2 separate regions of the Homo sapiens genome follow, and region 1 is linked to region 2. Evidence: chromatin contacts called from ENCODE Hi-C or POLR2A ChIA-PET data. All regions are on one chromosome and are shown on one strand. Each heading gives the region's core, a stretch centred on a gene start or an enhancer-like site at or near the end of the contact. The rest is flanking DNA. Distances are from core to core; before and after follow the strand shown.

Region 1 (5,058 bases), core at 1,336-3,835, 740 kb before region 2:
ATACAATAATTAGCTGGGCATGGTGGCGGGCGCCTGTAATCCCAGCTACTTGGGAGGCTGAGGCAGGAGAATCGCTTGAATCCAGGAGGCAGAGGTTGCAGTGAGCAGAGATTGCGCCACCACACCCCAGCCTGGGTGACAGAGTGAGACACTGTCTCCAAAAAAAAAGAAAAAACCCACCACAATTACTCTTTATAAAGAATTGTAATATAAATAAATGTATAATTTATTTTTATAATAAATTACAGTGTTATTTAATATGTAATACTAAAGAGTTGTTAATTATGTGTAAGCCATTCTGTTTACTAGTATTGTATTCACACTGTATACAAGTAAAAACTCTTTGTAAATCACACAAACAAAAGAAAAGACAGCGCAACAATATTCACCTGTCAAGAAATACGCGAACATCACACTTTCATAAGCCACCTCCTCATAAATGGGTCCAGTACTGAGAAGGAAATGAAGTCCCCTGCAGCAAGGCCTAATTCCACTTGTCTGCCTCGGCCACATAAACTCTGCAACAAAGAGTGGGAGGGAACTGATCAAAAAATGAACTCTTTTAACCTGAGAAAGCTGATTTAAATATATATATATATGTAATTATTTTTAATTAACCAAGAAAGCAGCAGAATGATATTTCCTTGTAAAATCTAAATTTTACATGCCCGGCAGGGGCAGTCCTAATTACTAGCAGGTTCCATGACACCCACAGGGTGGGTATAACTGAAGTAGCCAGCCCAAACCTGTCAGAGAACTGGCCTTGTCACATTAAATCATGTAAGTCTAGGCAGCTCTGGGGCCCCAGGTCCCGTGGGCACCGTTTACATAACTTTTTTTCTTTTTTTTTGGAGATGGAGTCTCGCTCTGTTGCCCAGGCTAGAGTGCAATGGCGCAATCTTGGCTCACTGCAACCTCCGCCTCCCGGGTTCAAGCCATTCTCCTGCCTCAGCCTCCCGAGTAGGTGGGACTACAGGTGCCCACCACCACACCTGGCTCAATTTTTGTATTTTTAGTAGAGACGGGATTTCACCATGTTAGCCAGGATGGTCTCGATCTCCTGACCCCGTGATCCGCCTGCCTCGGCCTCCCAAAGTGCTGGGATTACAGGACTGAGCCACCGCGCCCGGCCTGCATAACTTTTTTAGAAACTAATATACATCCAAGAAATTACAGCAGGAAGCACAAAGGTCAGGAAATTTCTTCTACTAAGAAGTTCCAGGGAGATGGGGATCATAAAACCGGTATATGCAATAAAAATACATCCACGGCCAAATAGGGAAGGAGGACAAGGAGAGGAAGAGAGGAGAAAATCAGGCTGGTGGTTTTCCACACACTTGCCAGGAAAATAAACTCCAGTGTAACGACTTGAATAACGATCTGAGATCAAAGTTGGGAAGCAAAAGCCGTCTGCGCAGCACACATGGGACCTGAGTAATGCAGGCAGCCTGGGCAGGTCCCCAAAAGGCCTCACCGCCACCAAAAAGAGGTGGAACTGATATAAGGAAGTACTCACAGCCTTTCAAGTCTGCTCCTCCCAGATCTGAAATCTGGGAGCAGTTCTGAGAGACAAGCCCCGGATGGCTGGGCACTGAACAGCCGCCCTGCGAGATGAGCTGCCCTGGCTTTTTCCCCTATCAAGGGCAGAGACTGAATTCTTTTTAACTGTGTCACCAAGCCCAGGGCATACAAGAGGTACTCAAAAACGTGTTCGCCGACACCCTGATTCCTATTTATACTGACCATTACACAACATGTTTGCTTAGAGCCCAGCAAAGAATTTTCAGAATGTTTCACGTCTATCTCCCCACATTCAGGAGAGATAGTCACACAAGATGACAGGCTATAGGGACGCTCAAAAGAGCCATAATCACCAGGGGCACGCGGGTTCCCCAGCGCCAGCAGCCCAACGCTCCAGGCTCCAGCACGCCACAAAACCTTGCGGCATTCTCTAAAGTAAAAGGACTGATTTTAAAATGATAATCGTCATTCTTGCGACAGCCCCAGGAAGCCTGGCTCCTGAGGTCCTGAGCCCGCGTCTTTCTTTGCCCCACCGCGGCCGCCACACAGCACAGGTTCTCCGTCCTGCAGTCGGAGGCGCAGTCACAGCCCCACTCAGGGTCACCGTCGCACAGTCTCACGCTCGCGGCGCGGCCCGCGCACTCAGCGTCCCGGTCACCCTCGCACCTGGGGTTTCCCTCTCCACACACACCCCCGGTCTCCCTCACACTCGCCGCGTCGCCAGCACACCCCAAGACTGGCTCCCTCGCGGTCACCATCAGCCTCCGGGGCTCGCACCCATACAGCGTTTCTCCCACACTCGGCCCTCACGCTCGAGGTCCCTCTCTCCTCGTGGCGCCCCCCCTCACCCGCAGCGCCTCTCGCGCGGCCCCGATCGGCCAGCCCCGCGCTGTTTCTGGGCCGCATCCCGCTCCCGACGGCGGCAGCGAAGACCCACAGGGTTCGGCTCCCACAGAACGCGGCCCAGCCCCGGCCCCGCTCCCGGCGCGCCCGCCCATGGCCCAGCCCGTTACCTCCCAGTGGCCCGGCGCCGCCAGGATGCTCGGTCGCGCCGCCGCCGCCGCGGCAGCTCAGGCCCCGCCCCGCCACGTCACCCGCCGCCGGATCGCGACAGCGCGCGCCGCGTCGGGACACAGTTCCGTGCGGGGCCAGCTGGCGGCGGCGCTTCCGGGCCCCCGTGGCCGCCACGGCCTGGCCGGTACGGGGTCCGCCGGCCCAGAACGTGAGCGTGGACGCCAGACAGCCCCCAGCTGCCTCGTCAGGGCTCGAGCAGCCCGTGAACTGGGCCCGGCCACGCTCGCCGCCCTGGAGTTAGATGGGGCCTCCGAGGGCGTCCACAGCGGACATTCCCGCGGGGAGCTCTCATCGGCCCCCGCACCCCGTTCCTATCTCGCACTTGACCTGGGCCCGACGCCCAGGGCGCCCCCTACAGCTCACACAGGGATCCAAACGGCCTCCGCCGCCGGGCCACTGCCACTCGCAGTCTAGGAACCCCAGGAAGACACACACTCTGGGGACTTGTCCAAACACACGCACAGCTCAGACTCGTAGCCCTTGAGGCCCCCGCACCCACAAAGAAACTGCAGGCTCCCTTTGCCAACCCCAGGCCTCCCTGGGGCTCTGTCCTCATCTTCCCAAGAGGGCTGCCACCCCTCTTGGGGGAGCTGCACCTCCTGCCCCCCCTCTTGGGGGAGCTGCACCTCCTGCCCCCTTCCCCTCCCTCTGTTTGCTCCTCCATCTTTCTCTCGAGTTCCTTTTCCTCTGGTGGCTCTGGGGCTCTCTGTCTAGAGCCTCCTGACCTCATGGGCGCCTGAGCCCTCCTCCGAAATTTCCTGTCCACACCTCAAGCACTGACTTTCTCCAGGGCCCTGGAATCTTTTCCCCCAGCCTTATGACCACAAGTACACGTCCTCTGGTTCCAGACCATACCCAAGACCCTGCTCCCTGCCACCCAGTGACAGGGACCCAGCCAGAGATGGGTAGCACCTCAGACCCTTCCTCCCCACTCCTCCCACGGCCTATACCTCGTTTTCTTCTCCCCAGCCACAACGGCTTCTCAATCCCTATCCTGCTCCCCTTACCCCATCTCCACAGAGTAGGGGATGCTCCTAGAATACAGATTGCGATGACTTTGTATCTCCCCTGCCTAAAACCCTTCCATTCTCCTCTCTGCAGGCCTGGGATGACAATACTTGAGGAATCCTCGCTGGTGCTGCCCTCCTGCCCTCTGCTTGGAACCCCTCCCCTAAGTGTCAGTGAGTGGACGTATATATTTGGATCAATCGAGTTGCACCCTTTGCCTCCCAGATCAGTTCCTCCGGCCTCCCTGGCTGAGCAGAAGGACAGCTCTGGACACTTGTGTCAGCACCCAGCCCACGTGTCCCTGCCACAGCTTCATATAAGGTATGCCGGCTCAGCCGGGCCTGGTGGCTCACGCCTGTAATCCTACAACTTTGGGAGGCTGAGGCAGGCAGATCACCTTGAGGTCAGGAGTTCGAGACCAGCCTGACCAACATGGAGAAACCCCGTCTCTACTAAAAATACAAAATTAGCCGAGTGTGGTGGCACATGCCTGTAATCGCAGCTACTCAGGAGGCTGAGGCAGGAGAATCGCTTTAACCCAGGAGGCAGAGGTTGCAGTAAGCCGAGATCGCGCCATTGCACTCCAGCCTGGGCAATAAGAGCGAAAGTCTATCTCAAAAAAAAAAAAAAAAAAACACCATATGCCAGCTCCGTCTGGCTTTGCAGTCTCATACCCAGTTACGTAGCCCATCAGCTGAAAGCCCAATGTACACCACACCCTGAATCAGATGTTCTCCAACACCATCAGTGTTCCTCAGGACCACCCTGCAGGATACATTTATTTGTAACCATTCTTTTCTTTTGCTTTTAGAGATCTTGCTGTTGCCCAGGCTGGAGTGCAATGGCTATTCACAGGTGTGATCATAGCTCACTGCAGCCTCGAACTCCTGGTTTCAAGCGATCTTCCTGCCTCAGCTTCCTACTTGGGACTACAGATTTATTTCATCTTTTTTTTTTTTTTTGAGATGTATCTCGCTCTGTCTTGCTCAGGCTGGAGTGCAGTGGTGCCATCTTGGCTCACTGCAGCCTCCGCCTCCCAGGTTCCAGTGATTCTCCTGTCTCGGCCTCCAGAGTAGCTAGGACCACAAGGCATGTGCCACCACACCTGACTAATTTTGTATTTTTAGTAGATATGGGGTTTCACCATGTTGGCCAGGCTGGTCTTGAACTCCTGACCTCATGTGATCCACCCTCCTTGGCCTCCCAAAGTGCTGGGCTCACAGGCGTGAACCATGGCGCCCGGCCTATTTCACCTTTAGAGATAAAGTCTTGCCCAGGCTGGTCTCAAACTCCTGGGCTCAAGCGATCCTCCCACCTTAGCCTCCTGAGTAGGTGGAACTATAAGCGTGAGCCAATGCACCCAGATGTCCCCATTCTTTGGATGAGGAAACTGAGGGTCAGGAGGCTCCCCAGACAACTTGGCTGGAGCTAGTAGAGCTGAGATTTGAACCCTAG
Region 2 (5,069 bases), core at 1,005-3,504:
ACTGGGCAATATAGTAAAACCCAGTCTCTACTAAAAACACAAAAATGAGCACGCCATGGTGGCGCATGCCTGTAATCCCAGCTCAAGAGACTGAGGTGGGAGAATCGCTTGAGCCCAGTAGGTTGAGGCTGCAGTGAGCCGTGATTGTGCCACTGCACTCCAGCCTGGGCAACAGAGCGAGACCCTGTCTCAAAAAAAAAAAAAAGTTTAAGGGTAGTTTTTTCAGAATTTATCAGGATGGCAAGTGCAAACCTCCCTTTCACCAAATTTCAGCAAATTTACCCCAAAGAAATAGCTGTTCATGCAGGAAAACATCTGTGCCAAAAGATGTTGACTACTGTTTTTTTTTTTTTTTTTTTTTTTTTTTTATGGAGTCTTGCTCTGTCACTAGGCTGGAGTGCAGTGGCGCGATCTCGGCTCACTGCAACCTCTGCCTCCCGGGTTCAAGCGATTCTCATGCCTCAGCCTCCCGAGTAGCTGGGGTTACAGGCACGCGCCACCATGCCCGGCTAATTTTTGTATTTTTAGTAGAGACAGGGTTTCACCATGTTGGCCAGGCTGGTCTCGAACTCCTGACCTCAGGTGATCCACCTGCCTCGGCCTCCCAAAGTACTGGCTTGTTTAATCAGGGACAGAGGGATGACATAGTCCCGCAGTGGGAGATGGAGGGTAAAGGAGGTGCACATAGGCCTGAGATGTTCCATAGCCACTGCAAATGGATGGCAGGCATGGATTGAGCATGTGCTATGCGCCTGGCATCATTCTGGATGCTGGGGACACAGTGACAGACCAGTTCAGCAAGGCCCCTGCTCTCAAGTTTACACTCTGCCAAAGGAGACTGACAATAAATGAGTTAACATATAAACAAGATGATTTCAGAGAGAGGGAGAGAGGAGAGCTGTGAAGAAGCCAAACCAGGTAATGTGGTTTGGAGTGGTGGGGCTGAGGGGCTGCTTTCGTCAGGTTGGTCAGGGAAGGCCTCTTTGAGGCAGTGACATTGGAGCTGAGACTTGAGTGACAGGAAAGAAACAGTCACTGAACAACCCAGAGGAAGAGTGTCCCAGGCAGAGGGAACAGCAAAGGCGGGGGGTTGGGGGGCTGGGAGGTGAGAATGAGCTAGTGGTAGTTGAGCCATGTGGGCTAGAGGAGAGGTCAGGAGGTGAGGTCTGAGAGGTGAGTGGGGTGAGGGCGGGGTAGGGAGTGAGGGTTTTATATCTGAACATGGAAAGGCACTCAATATAATAAGCATGGTGGAGGCCGGATGCAGTGGCTCATGCCTGTAATCCCAACACTTTGGGTGGCTGAGGCGGGCAGATCATGAGGTCAAGAGATCGAGACCATCCTGGCCAATATGGTGAAACCCCGTCTCTACTAAAAATACAAAAATTGGCCAGGCGCGGTGGCTCACGCCTGTGATCTCAGCACTTTGGGAGGCTGAGGCAGGTGGATCACCTGAGGTCAGGAGTTCGAGACCAGCCTGGCCAATATGGGGATACCCCGTCTCTACTAAAAATACAAAATAAGCCAGGCATGGTGATGTGTGCCTGTAATCCCAGCTACTCGGGAGGCTGAGGCAGGAGAATTGCTGGAACCTGGGAGGCGGAGGTTTCAGTGAGCCGAGATCGCGCCACTGCACTCCAGCCTGGGGAACAGAGCAAGACTCTGTCTCAAAAAAAAAAAAAAAAAAAAAAAAAAAAATCTGGGCGTGGTGGCACACGCCTGTAGTCTCAGCTACTCGGGAGGCTGAGGCAGAAGAATCGCTTGAATCCGGGAGGCAGAGGTTGCAGTGAGCTGAGATCGCACCACTGCACTCCAGCCTGGCGACAGAGCGAGACTCTGTCTCAAACAACAACAACAACAACAAAAAACATGGTGGAGTGGAGAAAGTTCCAGAACAGCCTGCATAGCAGGAATCTCCTCAGGTGAGACCTGCATCCATCGGTCCTGAGAGCCACAATGCCCGTCATCTCTGGGCGTTGTACTTTCATTTGGTTTATTTTCTTCTTTGTATTTATTCATACAAATAATGGTTTGCAATCAACATGGCATCGTTTTCAAAAGCAACATGGCCATTACTTATTGGGCCATCTCCAGGCTGGCCTCTGCACTGAGGAGGTGTAAATTTCTAGGCTTGGCAATCGCTTCCCTGGGGACACCGCCTGAGGCTGGCCAGTGTCGCTGTCATTGTCCCCGCTAGTCCAGCCTCGGCCTCCAGGGGGAGCTGTGAGCTGGGCGGTGCTCTGCTGGTTTGGGCAAGGGGTGGGGCGATTGACTGTGTGTCTCGCGGTCTGGGCTGGGCGTCCTTCCTTCCTTCCTGACTCCTTTCTCCTAAGGGACAAGTGGGAGGGACGTCTTCGCCTCTCCCAGCTCATGGGATGAACTGCTCCCCTGGGACCCTTTCAGCCCAGGCCCCCTGACAAAGGAAGGCTGCAGTGTGTGGTGCATAGTTTATTTCTGTGAGTTGCTAACGCTAGGTGAACTGCTCTGACAGAGATTTGGAGGGTGTGGTGGTAGGAGAGACCCGGCCACCAGGCATCTGGAAATTCCCCCGTCCCATCGGATGACGACCTGGGGCTGAGAATCCCCAGGCGGAACCCGACTCTGCTCCTAAGAAGTAAAGTTGGTCTTTGGCGCCACCGTCTGGGAAGTGTCTACACTGCAGTTACGGACTTGGCAAAATACCGCCAGCTCAAGGGGGTGCCCCTGGCGGCCAGTCCTGGATTCAAGAACAGTCACTGTAGAGTGCAGTGCACAACCTGTTCGGTTCTGTGTGACAGCTCTGCTGACACTCAGACCTGATCACGGATCCTGGGAACCCCACCACTACCATTAAAACCCCCTCCATATGCCAAAGCCTCTTCAAGAGGGAGAAATGCTCCCTGTCCCTCCACTTCTCAGTCCTCTCCTCCTTTGACCTTTCCAGGTGTGTTGGGCACAGCTGGTCCTCCCCATCTTCTGAAGCGTCCTTTGGCTTCTGTGATCCAAGAGAAGGATTTCTAGCTGCTTCTCTGGCTATCTCCCTTCATGCCCCTCAGTGAGCTCCTCCAGGAGCTCAACCCCCTTACCTCATTTTTTTTTTTCTTTTTTTTTGAGATGGAGTCTCACTCTGTCGCCTAGGCTGTAGTGCAGTGGCACTATCTCGGCTCACTGCCACCTCTGCTTCCTAGGTTTAAGCGATTCTCCTGCCTCAGCCTCCTGAGTAGCTGGGATTACAGGTGCACACCCCATGCCCAGCTAATTTTTGTATTTTTAGTAGAGACGGGGTTTCACCATGTTGGTCAGTCTGCTCTCAAACTCTTGACCTAATGATCTGCCTGCCTCGGCCTCCCAAAGTGCTAGGATTACAGGCGTGACCCACAGCACCTAGCCACACCTCATTCTTGATACTTCTCTCCAGGGTACAACTTCAGGGCCTCTTTTCTTTTTTCTCTTCTCTTCTCTTCTCTTCTCTTATCTTCTCTTCTCTCTTTTCCATCCCTTCCTTCCTTCCTTTTCTTTTCTTTTTTTTTTTTGAGATGGGGTCTCACTGTCACCAGGTTGGAGTGCAGTGGCGCGATCTCAGCTCACTGCAACTTCTGCCTCCCAGGCTCAAGTGATCCTCCCACCTCAGCGTCCTGAGTAGCTGGGACCACAGGCACACACAACCATGCCCGGCTAAATTTTTTTGTATTTTTGGTACAGACAGGGTTTCACCATGTTGTCCAGGCTGGTCTTGAACTCCTGAGCTCAAGTGATCTGCTAACCTCAGCCTCCCAAAGTGCTGGGATCACAGGCATGAGCCACTGCACTCGGCCCTCAGAGTCTTTTTTTTTTTTTTTTTTTTTTTTGAGACGGAGTTTTGCTCTTGTGACCCAGGCTGGAGTTCAATGGCGCCATCTCGGCTCACTGCAACCTCTGCCTCCCAGGTTCAAGCAATTCTTCTGCCTCAGCCTCCCGAGTAGCTGGGATTACAGGTGCCCGCCACCACACCCGGCTAATTTTTGTATTTTTAGTAGAGACAGGGTTTCACCATGTTGGCCAGGCTGGTCTCAAGCTCCTGACCTCAGGTGATCCATCTGCCTCGGCCTCCCACAGTGCTGGGATTACAGGCGTGAGCCACCGCACTGGCCAGAGCCTCCTTTTTGTTCCCACAGTGATGACTTGAGTCTCATCCCCCACATCTCTTGCTCCACTTCCCCCACTTAGGATGACCTTCGGACACCTCCAAATCCATTGTGTAAAGTCAGCCCCATCTCCTCCCTTCAGAACTGCCCTCCCTCCTGGGTCCCCATGTAATCTTTCCCCAGACCTCTTCCCTGACACCCTCCAGCCACCAAGTGAGTCCCCTCTTCCCTATGCCCACTTTCCTGCCCTTGGCTAGACTATCACTTGCCAAGGATACACATCACTCGGTGTCCTTGTTCATTGTCCACGCAGCAGCTGGATGACCTCTGCCCGTGGGACCTGTCTCTCCTCACTTCCCCACTGGCCCCTCACCCCTGGCCAGTTCCTCCTTAGGAGGGCGTAGTTCCAGCTGGACTGAACTTCTTTGTGTCCCTGGATACACCCTGCCTTCCCTACCTCTCCATCTTTGCACAGGGTGGGCCCTGAAGTGTTTTTTTTTTTTTTTTGAAACAGAGTCTTTCTCTGTTGCCCAGGCTGGAGTGCAGTGGCACAATCTCCACTCACTGCAACCTCCGCCTCCCAGGTTCAAGCAATTCTCATGCCTCAGACTCCCAAGTAGCTGGCACTACAAATGTGCATCAGCACGCGTAGTAGTGCATTTTTAGTAGAGGCCGGGTTTCATCGTGTTGTCCAGGCTGGTCTCAAACTCCTGACCTCAGGTGATCCACCCACCTCAGCCTCCCAAATTACTGGGATTACAGGCATGAGCCACTGCGCCTGGCCTGGGCCGTACAGTTGAATGCCTTTTCCTCTTTCCTTCGCCTAACTGCTGCTCACCCTTGAGGTCTCAGCCGAGACCCACTTCCTTTGAGACAGTTTCCTGGACCGCAGGCTGGGTCCGGAACCTCTCCTTCTCTCTTACAAAGCCCTGTGCAGCCCCCTTCTCTGCCCTTGTCTGCCTCCCC

The links. Hi-C counts contacts between places; a loop is a spot of excess contacts on that map. ChIA-PET counts read pairs that join two places held with the same protein, here RNA polymerase II (POLR2A). Pooled maps may share reads with other maps.
Region 1: a pooled map shows a loop between it and region 2 (2.1-fold over the local background). The contact joins the promoter of SLC7A6 here to the enhancer-like site in region 2. A Hi-C loop is called at or near these places in 1 of 50 pooled maps. POLR2A ChIA-PET finds 5 or more read pairs at or near these places in 2 of 52 experiments (HEK293 and PC-9).

What each region holds. Positions count from the first base shown.
Region 1 is chr16:68,262,053-68,267,110 of GRCh38, reverse strand. SLC7A6 (solute carrier family 7 member 6) reads right to left here and starts at 2,585. Exons shown (of 11, transcript NM_003983.6): 1 at 2,535-2,585; 2 at 390-518. LOC124903704 (a long non-coding RNA gene) reads left to right here and starts at 2,654. Exons shown (of 3, transcript XR_007065096.1): 1 at 2,654-2,743; 2 at 3,697-3,924; 3 at 4,415-4,450. RefSeq lists an enhancer at 848-2,047 and a silencer at 2,420-2,699.
Region 2 is chr16:67,518,821-67,523,889 of GRCh38, reverse strand. All of the region lies in intron 1 of LOC100505942 (a long non-coding RNA gene), which reads left to right. It also overlaps a transcript of RIPOR1 not described here. Among named protein-coding and RNA genes, the nearest start is that of RIPOR1, 7.5 kb to the left of the region's middle. RefSeq lists enhancers at 2,300-2,559, 4,979-5,038. Within about 2 kb of position 2,254, at least 39 of the 41 ENCODE cell types and tissues checked have a DNase peak (open chromatin) inside an H3K27ac peak, as active enhancers do.